Linked DNA regions of Mus musculus: region 2 is linked to region 1. The links are chromatin contacts, found by Hi-C or POLR2A ChIA-PET in ENCODE. All regions are on one chromosome and are shown on one strand. Each heading gives the region's core, a stretch centred on a gene start or an enhancer-like site at or near the end of the contact. The rest is flanking DNA. Distances are from core to core; before and after follow the strand shown. Region 1 holds the start of Hrk (harakiri, BCL2 interacting protein (contains only BH3 domain)). Region 2 overlaps Rnft2 (ring finger protein, transmembrane 2).

What was found. Hi-C counts contacts between places; a loop is a spot of excess contacts on that map. ChIA-PET counts read pairs that join two places held with the same protein, here RNA polymerase II (POLR2A).
Region 2: a map of left cerebral cortex shows a loop between it and region 1 (3-fold over the local background). The contact joins the enhancer-like site here to the promoter of Hrk in region 1. A Hi-C loop is called at or near these places in 3 of 37 maps with a recorded cell type or tissue (all left cerebral cortex). POLR2A ChIA-PET finds 5 or more read pairs at or near these places in 1 of 5 experiments (embryonic stem cell).

Annotation. Positions count from the first base shown.
Region 1 is chr5:118,165,799-118,171,366 of GRCm38, reverse strand. Hrk (harakiri, BCL2 interacting protein (contains only BH3 domain)) reads right to left here and starts at 1,603. Exons shown (of 2, transcript NM_007545.2): 1 at 1,239-1,603. The coding sequence starts at 1,584. The coding sequence ends at 1,306.
Region 2 is chr5:118,211,433-118,216,317 of GRCm38, reverse strand. All of the region lies in intron 7 of Rnft2 (ring finger protein, transmembrane 2), which reads left to right. Among named protein-coding and RNA genes, the nearest start is that of Rnft2, 31 kb to the left of the region's middle. Within about 2 kb of position 1,782, at least 1 of the 3 ENCODE cell types and tissues checked has a DNase peak (open chromatin) inside an H3K27ac peak, as active enhancers do.

The sequences.
Region 1 (5,568 bases), core at 354-2,853:
GAGGCCAAGCTGTAAACCGCGACACCTCGTGGTAAAAGGAGCAACAAAGTTACCCAGGAGATGGGACCTTGATGTGCGCCTGCCTTGGAGAGAGGACCACGACCTACCCCTGAGAAACTTCCACGGGAGCGGGGGTGGGAGGAGTTGGGGGGTCATAGAGAATGGGGATCACCACAAACTGCAGACCCTTGAGGAGACGGGAGTTGGCAGTGGAGATATGGAGACCTGGTCAAGTTGGAATACCAGGCGGTTTGAAAAGGGCCGGGGACTCGAGAACCTGTGGTGCATAATTAGGGGAGACTCTTAGCTCGGACTGGTGCAGTTCTACTGCGTGTGTTTACTGGGGCTGGCAGCGATTGTGGTGGCTTACGTCCTTCTAAAACCACTATGCTGCAGAGGAAGGAGGAGGAGAGAGAAGAGGGAGAAAGGAGAGAGGGGACAGTGAGGAGAGAGAGAAGGGGGGGAGAGAGAGAGAGGTGGAGAAGGAAGGGGGGACACGGGGTAGTGGGAGAGGAGAGAGAAAGCAGACTGGAGAAAGGGAAAACAGGAGAAAGTGGAAAGGCAGAGGAGAGCTACACAAGGGGAAGAATAACGTGAGCCAGGGGATTGGAGAAAGAAGAGAGTGAAAACACTGAAGAGAGATGAGAGTGAGGGAGAAGAGAGAGGAGTGGGGAGGGGGGGGAGAGTGAAGACAGAACAGAGACAGGGGAGCGGGAGGAGAGGGGGAGGAGGTAAGGAAAAAGAGGAGAGAGAGAGGGAAAGGAAAGGGAGAGGAAGGAGAAGGGGAGGAGGGAAGGAAAAAGAGGAGAGAGAGAGGGAAAGGAAAGGGAGAGGAAGGAGAGAGGGGGAGAGAGTGGAGATGGAGAGTGGAGGGAAAGAAGAGAGGAGAGAGATGAAGGAGGGAAGGAGAGAGGGAGAGAGAGGAAGGAGGGAGGAAGAGAGAGAGGGAGAGAAGAGAGAGGGGGAAGGAGAAGGGAGGAAGAGAAGAGAGAAAGGAGAGAGGAACAGAGGGAGGAGGAGAGAGAATGAGGGAAGAGAGGGAGGGAGAGGGAGAGAGAGAGAGAGAGAGAGAGAGAGAGAGAGAGAGAGTAGGGGGGATGAGGCGGAGCAGATACTCGGGGTCTGGATAAAGAGGGACAGAGGGCAAGCGAAGAGTAGGAGACCGGGTCCGCTGTTCCTCGCCGAGGAGCCCTGGCTCCCGCTGTCGCTGTCGCTCTCCCGCCCGCTTGCCCGCGTACCTGTTGCTCGGTCCGGGCTGGGTCTCGGCTCCGGTCCCCCCCACCAAGAAGGCCCCGCGCGCGCCGCCTACGCGCTCCGCCTGCCGAGCAGCCAGGCCGCCAGCGCCGCCACCTGCGCGGCCGCGCACAGCCAGGGCCAGCGGGCGCGGAGCGCGGGCAGCAGCGCGGGCAGCGGGTCCCGGGGCCGCGCGCGACGCCGCATGGCGCGTCGGTGCAGCTCGTCGCCCAGCGCCTGCAGCCGCAGCGCGGTCACCTGCGCCGCCGCCCAGCGCAGCCCGGGGCGAGCGTCGCCGCAACCGCACACGGCCGGGGGCCCGCGGCCGCGATGCCGGGGACACGGGCACATGGCGTGCGGAGGAGCCTCCCTGGACCCCAAGTTTCGCCCTTCACCGCGCGTTTGTTGTGCTGACGGCGCTATTATTAATTAAAGTGTCACATGGTGGAGGGGGCGGGGAGGGCGCGGGGAGGGGGTTACATCATCCGGCCCGGGGGGTGGGGAGTGTGTGCAGGAGAAAAAGCCGAGAGGTAACTTTTAACCCTCGAGACGCCGGCAGGGCGGGGACAGGCAGGGATGCGGGGCTTCGGGAATGCTGGCCCGGGGTCCGCTGTTTCGCTTCCCGGGCTGCGGGAGGCTCCAGCTCGGAGATAGCCTGGAAAGCCAGCTCGGTGCGCACTGTGAATTGAGCTCCGGGAGAATTCGGCCGTAATGCGAAAAGATCCCCGGGCTGTTGTGTGGCCTGGGTGGTGGGAGGCAGGGTTCAAGCCGACTTGCCCTGTTTCGGGACAGCCTCCGCACCTGTCAGCCTCCGGGTGGGTGCACACATTCCTGACACGCGTTCGCACCCCCTTCTGGTGACCTGACTTAAGCGCACCCCGGGGTGGGAGCCTGAACCCTGAAATGAAGGCGGGGGACCCGGGATGGGTTGGACTCCAACTTGGGCGAGTCGCCTTTGCACTCAAGACATCTCCCCACCCCCCACCCCCCACCCAAGAACGTGGTTCTAGAGAGAAGTTCTTGCAGCCTGCTTACTTTGTAGGCTTTATCTTTTCAAACGGGGTCAGAGTTTGCTGGCGACCCTGTAAGGCTTTGCCTTGGTGCCCAGTGAGGTTACCTAACCCAAAGGAAGACCAATCCAGTTTTGCTCCAGCTCCAGCCTGGGAAGTCCTCTGGGGAGGGTGCCGACCAGTGAGGAGGCTCCTGGGACTCCTTAGGGTGCTAGAGAGACCCGCCCACCATGTCCAAGCCACTGGATTTTGGACAGCTTTGGGATTGGGGCCTGAAGGAGCAGGGAAGTGGTCCATATACAACCTGGTCCATATAGTGGTTTCAGGCCAGCCACAGTTACAGAGAGAATCCTTTATTTAAAAACCCCAAAGAGTCAGGGATGCCTCTGTGGGTAAAGGTGCTTGCAACCGAACCTGATGACTTAATTTCAGTCCTGTGAATCCGTGTGTTCCAAAGACAGAAATCTGATACCCACAGATTGTCCTCTGACCTCCATATGTACTACCCTATGTGTATGCACATAAGATAGATAGATAGATAGATAGATAGATAGATAGATAGATAGATAGATAGATAGATAGATAGGAGATAGACAGACGTATTCAAACAGAAAACAAGTCGAGCAGTGGTTGTACACGCCTTTAATCCCAACACTTGGGAGGCAGAGGCAGGCAGATTTCTGAGTTCGAGGCCAGCCTGGTCTACAGAGTGAGTTCCAGGACAGCCAGGGCTACACAGAAAAACCCTGTCTCAAAAAACCAAAATAAATAACTAAAACCCAAAAGATAAGAAACTATGAACTCACCTTTTTGGAGTTCTGTGATGTTATTGTGACTTTCCTTTTGTTTCAAAAACTCTGCTACGGTGTAACCAGAAGCTCTCCTGCCTCATCCTCCTGACCACCAAATGACAGGAGGACTCTGCAGCTTGACTGACTTTCAGCCACATCAATGGGCTACGGGCTCCCTTGGAAGCTTGGTGAGGTGACTGTCAGAGCTCAGCATAGCCCAGCTGTGTGCTTTTGGTGACCCTCGCCCCCACCCAGTGGGCAGTCACTGTGCCCTTACTACCCACACTACAGAGTACCTTCCATGCCAGCTGCCTGCCAAGGTCCTGGCCTGTGCTCCTACAGAGACTCTTTCGGTGTCCTGTTTTTCAACATGAGGAAGCCAAGGCCCAAGTCCATGAGGCCTCTTGCCCAAGATAGGGGTTAGTACAAAGCAAAGGCTGGCTCTGAACCAGGGCACCCAGTAGCAGGCACAAAACTCTAGCTATGGCTTGACACTGGACTCTGTATTCTGAGACTGATAATACCTCCCTCCCAGGACCGGGGCCCAGATTAAATGAAAGAACCCTGTGCCAAGCGCCTGGCACGCATCGGGCTCAAATAAACCTCCGTCCCCTCTGATTCTGGCCAGAACTCCTTCCCCATCTCCCGGGACTCCCCCTCCCTAATCCCAGCCATCCTTAACAGAGGGGCAGCTGAACCATTGCCCGAGTGTAGTGGTCCAAGATTGAAGATACAGTGTCTATTTAAAAAGCCCTTTGGATTTAAATTGAACAATCCCCCCTCCCTTTTAATCTCCACGCTTTTAACGGCTCACTTCATGGACATTAATTTTAATGGGACGATTATTACCCTGTTTGGAAGCCTGCCCCTCGAAATGCTGGGCTCACAAGGTGGCACTGGGTTGGCTCCCAGCAGCTTGGACTTTTTTTTTTTTTTTTTTTTTTTTTTTTTTTTAAGCAGAGAGTACCGTTTTGGCGGTGGGGAGGAGAGGGGAAGAGAAGAGGGCTATGGGGAGAGGGGGTCAAGGGAAGACCTCTGTCCCCTCATCACTGAATCAGAGTCTCTAAAGTTACCCAGTTACCCTGACCCTCTCTGCACTTGGTCACTGGATCTTGAAATGTAGCCTTTAAAAAGCTCTCTCTCTCTCTCTCTCTCTCTCTCTCTCTCTCTCTCTGTGTGTGTGTGTGTGTGTGTGTGTGTGTGTGTGTGTGTGTGTACGTATGAGATGGAGTGCATGTGGAGGTCAGAGGACAATTTGCAGGAGTAAGTTCTTTCCTCCCACCATGTGGGTCTTGGGGATTGAACTCCCATTATCAGGCTTAGTGGCAATCACCTTTATCCACTGAACCCAAGATTGGGCCCTTTTGAAGTATCCATTCCTCTCTCTCTCTCTCCCTCTCTCTCTCTTAAAGAATTATTTATTTTATGTATATGAGTATACTGTAGCTGTCTTCAGACACACCAGAAGAGGGCATCAGATCCCATTACAGATGGTTGTGAGCCATCATGTTGTTGCTGGAAATTGGACTCAGGACCTCTGGAAGAACAGTCAGTGCTCTTAACCTCTGAGCCATCTCTCCAGCCCGAAGTATCCATTTCTTTAACTGGGAAGTAAAGATGACATCTGTATCTGCCACACAGGCTCAGGACTCTTAGAGGCCACCACAACTCAACCCCACAAGCCTGGAGCCTAGCATGCTACGTTCATTTAATAAAGGAGCCAGGCCTGATAGCACATGCCTGTAATTTCTGCTGCTCAAGGAGGCTGAGGCAGGAGCATTGCCAGGACCTTTCTGCACGACCGAGTGAACTGAAAGCTAACCTGGGCAGCTTACTGTGCCCTGTCTCAAAACAAAAGCTGATCTAAGGGCTAGGAAAATAGTTAAGTGATAGAGTACATGCCTCAAATGCAAAGGGTCCTGGGGAGGGAGGGAGGGAGAGAGGGGGGGGCTTTAGAGTTGGTCATGTGGCTGTCACTCAGAGCCCTCAGAAGAATGCAGGGCATGTGCAGCCTCCTGTCTGTCTCACTCTTGCTCAGTCCCTGAGGTCTAGCTGTTGACCAGGGAAGCAAACCCTTTGGTCAGCAATACAAGGCTCTCTCAACACTTCTGTCAAAATTGATTTTGCTAGTTGCAGGCTCTTGTTTGACACCCCCAGCACCATACACAGAGAGTTAGAAGGTGACCTCGGCAACAAGGGAAGAAGGAAGGAAGGAAGGAAGGAAGGAAGGAAGGAAGGAAGGAAGGAGGGAGGGAGGGAGGGAGGGAGGGAGGGAGGGAGGGAGGGAGGGAAAGAGGGAGGGAGGGAGGCAAGGAGGGAAGGAGGGAAGGAGGGAGGGAGGTAGATAAGACAGGAAGCTTTAAGAAGTTATTTCAACCAGCATAAGATTAAAGGCAGTGCAGACCTTTAATCCCAGCTCCTGAGACAGAGGCAGGATAATCTCTGATATTTGAGGCCAGCCTGGTCTACAGAGGTAGTTCCAGGACAGCCTGGGCTACACAGAGAAACCCTGTCAAAAAACAAACAAACAAACA
Region 2 (4,885 bases), core at 533-3,032, 45 kb before region 1:
CGGACAAGGCAGGGAGGCCAGAGTCAACTGTATCCTACCATGCCGCTCATCCTGTGGGTACAGGGTGGCAGCTTCCCAGATGACGGGATCCACATGCCCCTCTAGTAAATGGCAGCAGCTTGCATCCAGGGCATGGCCCTGCTCCCATTTCCTCTACCAGCCCTCCTTCCCAGAGCTGAAGCTGGCCTGGGAGCGCACTGGTGTGAGCCTCCACTTTCTCTCCTGTTCACAAAGGCTCCAAGGTGTTAGGAAAGAGCAGGCCTCTAAGCCACCCACGATGGTGTTGCCTTTGGTCCTGGCACTCAGGGAGCAGAGCTTTGTGAGTTCAAGGCCAGTGTCTAGATAGTGAAGTTCAGGCCAAACTGGTCTACATAGTGAGGTTCAGGTCAGCTAAGGCTACATAGTAAAACTGTCTCAAAATAAATAAATAAATAAATAAATAAATAAATAAATAAATAAATAGGAAAAGAAAAGATGCAGAAATGTGGGCCAGGCAGTGGTGGTGCACGCCTTTAATCCCAGCACTTGGGAGGCAGAGGCAAGTGGATTTCTGAGTTTGAGGCCAGCCTGGTCTACAAAGTGAGTTCCAGGAGAGCCAGGGCTACACAGAGAAACCCTGTCTCAAAAAAAACAAAAAAAGCTGGGCGAGGTGGCACACACCTTTAATCCCCAGCACTTGGGAGGCCAAAGCAGATGGATTTCTTAGTTTGAGGCCAGCCTGATCTACAAAGTGAGTTCCAGGACAGCCAGGGCTATACAGAGAAACCCTGTCTCGAAAAACAAAAGAAAAAATTTAGAAATATGTGCAGATTTTAAAGGAAAGACATAATGGAACTCCCATGACACTTTCTGTGGCCATCTATCTCCTTTTCCGTTGTCCACATGTCTGCCTTTTGTACATTTGTCTGTCTCCATTCTCAACAAAGCTATTGATCATGCACGGAGCAAACATGGAATATACCCAGTTTTACTTCCAAGTCAGACTGGAGTTTGACTGTCAACACTACCCAAGCCCATAATTTTTTGCCTTCACCTCTAAAATATTTATCATGCACAGTCTGACAAACACTGGTGTGGTGTAGGGATTGAATAAAAGTTCCAGGTGAGGAGGCAGGGCCCACCCCCTTTGGTGGTGATCATCAACCATAAGCCATCAGATCACAGTCTGTACTACTCAAGAGTGAAAGTAAATCTTGGGCACTGGAAAGATGGCACAGCAGTTAAAAGCCCAGGCTGCTCTTGCAGAGGACCTGGATTTGACTCCCAGCACCCACAAGGCTGTTTACAGCCATCTGTAACTCCAATTCCAGGGCACCCAATACTGTCTTCTGACCTCCGTGGGTACCAAGCACACATATGGTGTGCATACCTAATGCAGACAGAGACACACATGCATACATTCATACACATAAAACCGCATCCTGGAGACTTGGGTCAATGGGAAGGGCTCTCAGTGGTGACTACAATGGTCAGGTTTCTCTGCAGTGGGCTTGGCCCCGTCCTGGAGCTGGGACACCCGGCTGCCTTAAATGCGAAGCCTGCTAAGGACACAGTACAGCCGCAAGTCTGAAACATCGCCTAGACTGTCAGTCACCCAAAGAGCTCCGCACTCCTTGGGCTCCGAGGTCTCTTGGTGCGTGAGTGATGTCATCGTCCTGCGCCGTCCCGCGGGCCAGGGGCACTCCAGATTGCTGGCAAGGAGCCTGTTGTGGGGAGCTGGGGAGGCCACGATGATCTCATCCACCTGGGAGAGGCTGGCAGGCCGCTGACGGCATCGCAGCGCCTGTTGCCAAGCAACGCAGAGCCGGTGGCCCCACCCCAGCTTCCTAGATTCTGGGTTGCTCTCCCCTTCTTTCTCCTGCCAGCGTTCGCTTCTTCTTGCTCCTTCCTCCTCCTCTCTCCTTCTTCCCTCATCTTCCCCTCTTCTCACATCTCACTATATTTCTTAGGCTCTTGTTTTCTAACTAACTCACGGATGTCTTGAAGCACCCCACAGAATTAAGCCCTTGCTTCTCTGCCTCTGATCAGCTGTGGGGACAGCGTGAGAGCACTAAGTTTTCCATGCACAGCCTCTCCTCACCCACCAGGCAGCCCGTCTCCTTTACTGTCCCTTCGCTCTCTGCTCAGATAGTCCTCTAAATGGCTTAGTGTTTGAGTTGTCTAATCTCGTGCATGGATTTGGTCATAACCACCTCCCTCTCAGAGGGGCTCTGGCTGTGCAGTTAGTTCCTGCTTGACATGTGCTAAAGAAGGAGATTATAAAACAGGCCTGGTGTGGTACCTGTAATCCCAGCCCTTGGGAGTCTGCAGCAGGAGGATTATAAACTCCTGGCCAACCTGTTCAGTAGCCTTTTCTATCAGGCCACTGACTAGCTCATTTCTCTCCTGTCTTTGGCCCAGTCTTTTTCCCCATTGTCCTCTCTGCCTCTTTTTTTTTTTTCCTGTGTTCCTCTCAGCAGTCTTTCCAGCTTCTTCTCCCAGAGCTCAGAGGTCAGGTAGGAGCCTCCTCTCTTGGAGGAGTCCCGATGCGCCCCTCCGTCCCTGGCTTTGCCCTTCAGATGGTCGCTGGCGCTGTTTTGTCCTGAGGGTGCTGGCAGCTGAGGCCCCAACATCCCAGCAGCCTGGGAAGTCATTTTCCTAGAAAAACAAGCCTTTATTTTCAGCCCTCTTTGTCAGCTTGAAAAAAAAAAAATGCAAACAGGAAATGGGGCTGAGGAGCCCCTCTGCCCTCAAGACTACAGTATTTTTCATTTATCCCCCCCCCATTAGAGGAGGCTTTGGGGTACATCCAGGCTGTAGATGCAGACAGTGAAGCTATCTACCTGCCTTTGCTGGACCCTTAACTTCCCAGGGGGAACCCCTGGCTCTCTGTACAGTTTTGAAAGAACTGTCATGGGGCCTTCCCCACCATGGCCATTCAGAGAATCAGGTGACCAGAAGGAGGCTTAACTGCAACTGGACCCTTCCAACATTTGCTATGTACTTTGGTGCCCAGGCTCAGGAGGAAACACAAAACCAGCCTTTTCTGTGGGAATTCAAGCTATTAAAAGTATTGCTAGCCGGGCGTGGTGGCGCATGCCTTTAATCCCAGCACTGGGGAGGCAGAGGCAGGTGGATTTCTGAGTTCGAAGCCAGCCTGGTCTACAGAGTGAGTTCTAGACAGCCAGGGCTACACAGAGAAACCCTGTCTCAAAGAGCAAACAAAACAAAACAAAAAGTATTGCTACTGGCTTCCATCGTCTTAACATACCTGCTAAGTCCAGCAATTTTTTTTTCAAGCTGAGAGACTTGGAGCAGGTTCCCTTACCACTCTATGCCTCTGGCACTGACTCTGTATGAGAGTGTCAGCTGTAGTTGGACTTTGGACTTTGGTTACTTTGTGGGTACTTGTTTAATTCCATCCTTCTCCATTTCTCTTCTTCCACCCTTCCAACCCCTAACACGAGGTAGGAGAGAAGGGATAGAGGGGAGGGGGAAGAATGAGATCCTGGATAAAGTTGGGTAGGAAAGGGAGTGGCCGTTAGACTATTTCCTGCCGATTAGGGGAATATCAAGTTCCTTGGGGGCAAGTTTGATCTTTGCCGTCAGGACATCTAATTTCTTCTCCTCCTCTCTTTGCACACAGCTACTTAACAAACAGCAACCCATGAACAGCCGCACTCTCAGGGCCCTAACATTGATTCATGTAGCCTCTGAAAGTCCCCAGAATTCTGTATGACACACACTCATGAGAGTTCTCTGCAGCTGGCAAAACCACACCCCTGCCTGAGCGCTAGGCGAATCACAGTCACCTGCTGTGAAGCAATCCCCACATCCCGACACCTGGGACTAAAATGAAAACACATTCACATAATATTTCTGTGTTTTTAAGAGAAACCCAAGTTCTCACTACAGCCAGCAGCACCTGCCTCTGTACTGCCGTGTGCAGAGTGGTACCAGTATATACGACCTCCTAAGTATTAAGTCATCAAAGAGGAGCAGAGGCAACCACAGCTGACAAGTGGGGAAGTAAACAGGGGAGTCTTGACTCCATGTTTGAGCTCCTGGATCCACTTGTACTTGAAGTTGCAGCCCTCTTGCCTCCTGGGCTCTGAGATAAACACTTATTTCTCCAAGCTACTTTGTTACTTCTCTGACCCTCATAATCCCAGGGGACTCCAGTACTTGAGTTAACAGTGATTAGAGGTTCAGAAGGCCAGAGCTGGGTTAATACCACTGGAATACAGAGCAGAGGTGGAGAATGGGGGGTGAGGAGGGCAGGCCTCACTTGTAGTACCAGAACCATGAAAGATGTTCACCAGACTCTTGGACTCATAACCACACACATTTTTGCATTGATCTCACTTAATGAAGAAGGCTTGATGCAAGCCGGGCGGTGGTGGCGCACGCCTTTAATCCCAGCACTTGGGAAGCAGAGGCAGGTGGATTTCTGAGTTCGAGGCCAGCCTGGTCTACAAAGTGAGTTCCAGGACAGCCAGGGCTACACAGAGAAACCCTGTCTCGGAAAAAAAAAAAAAAGAAGAAGAAGAAGAAGGAGGAGGAGGCAGCAGTGGCTTGGTGCATTCCCCACAGGGCCACAGCAGACCCTCGTTGAATCCTCCCATGTCTCTGGATGAACCCCACACCTCTCAGGCCTTAGCTCATTGCCTCCATCAGTCCTAAGGCGGAGGGGGGGGAGGGAAGGGGGGCTCCCATTGGACCCCATTATCAGCGTCAACAGGGGCTCCCGTTGTTGGCATTTGCCAGGAGAATCTCAGGAAGAGTACATTAGAACTCTAACCCAGGGCAGAGGAGTGGAAGTCCACACCCTTTACAGATGCTGGGAAGGATCCAGTTGAGTCCTGCCTCCACCCCAGTCACTGCTTGCTTCTCTCCTCACTGGGTA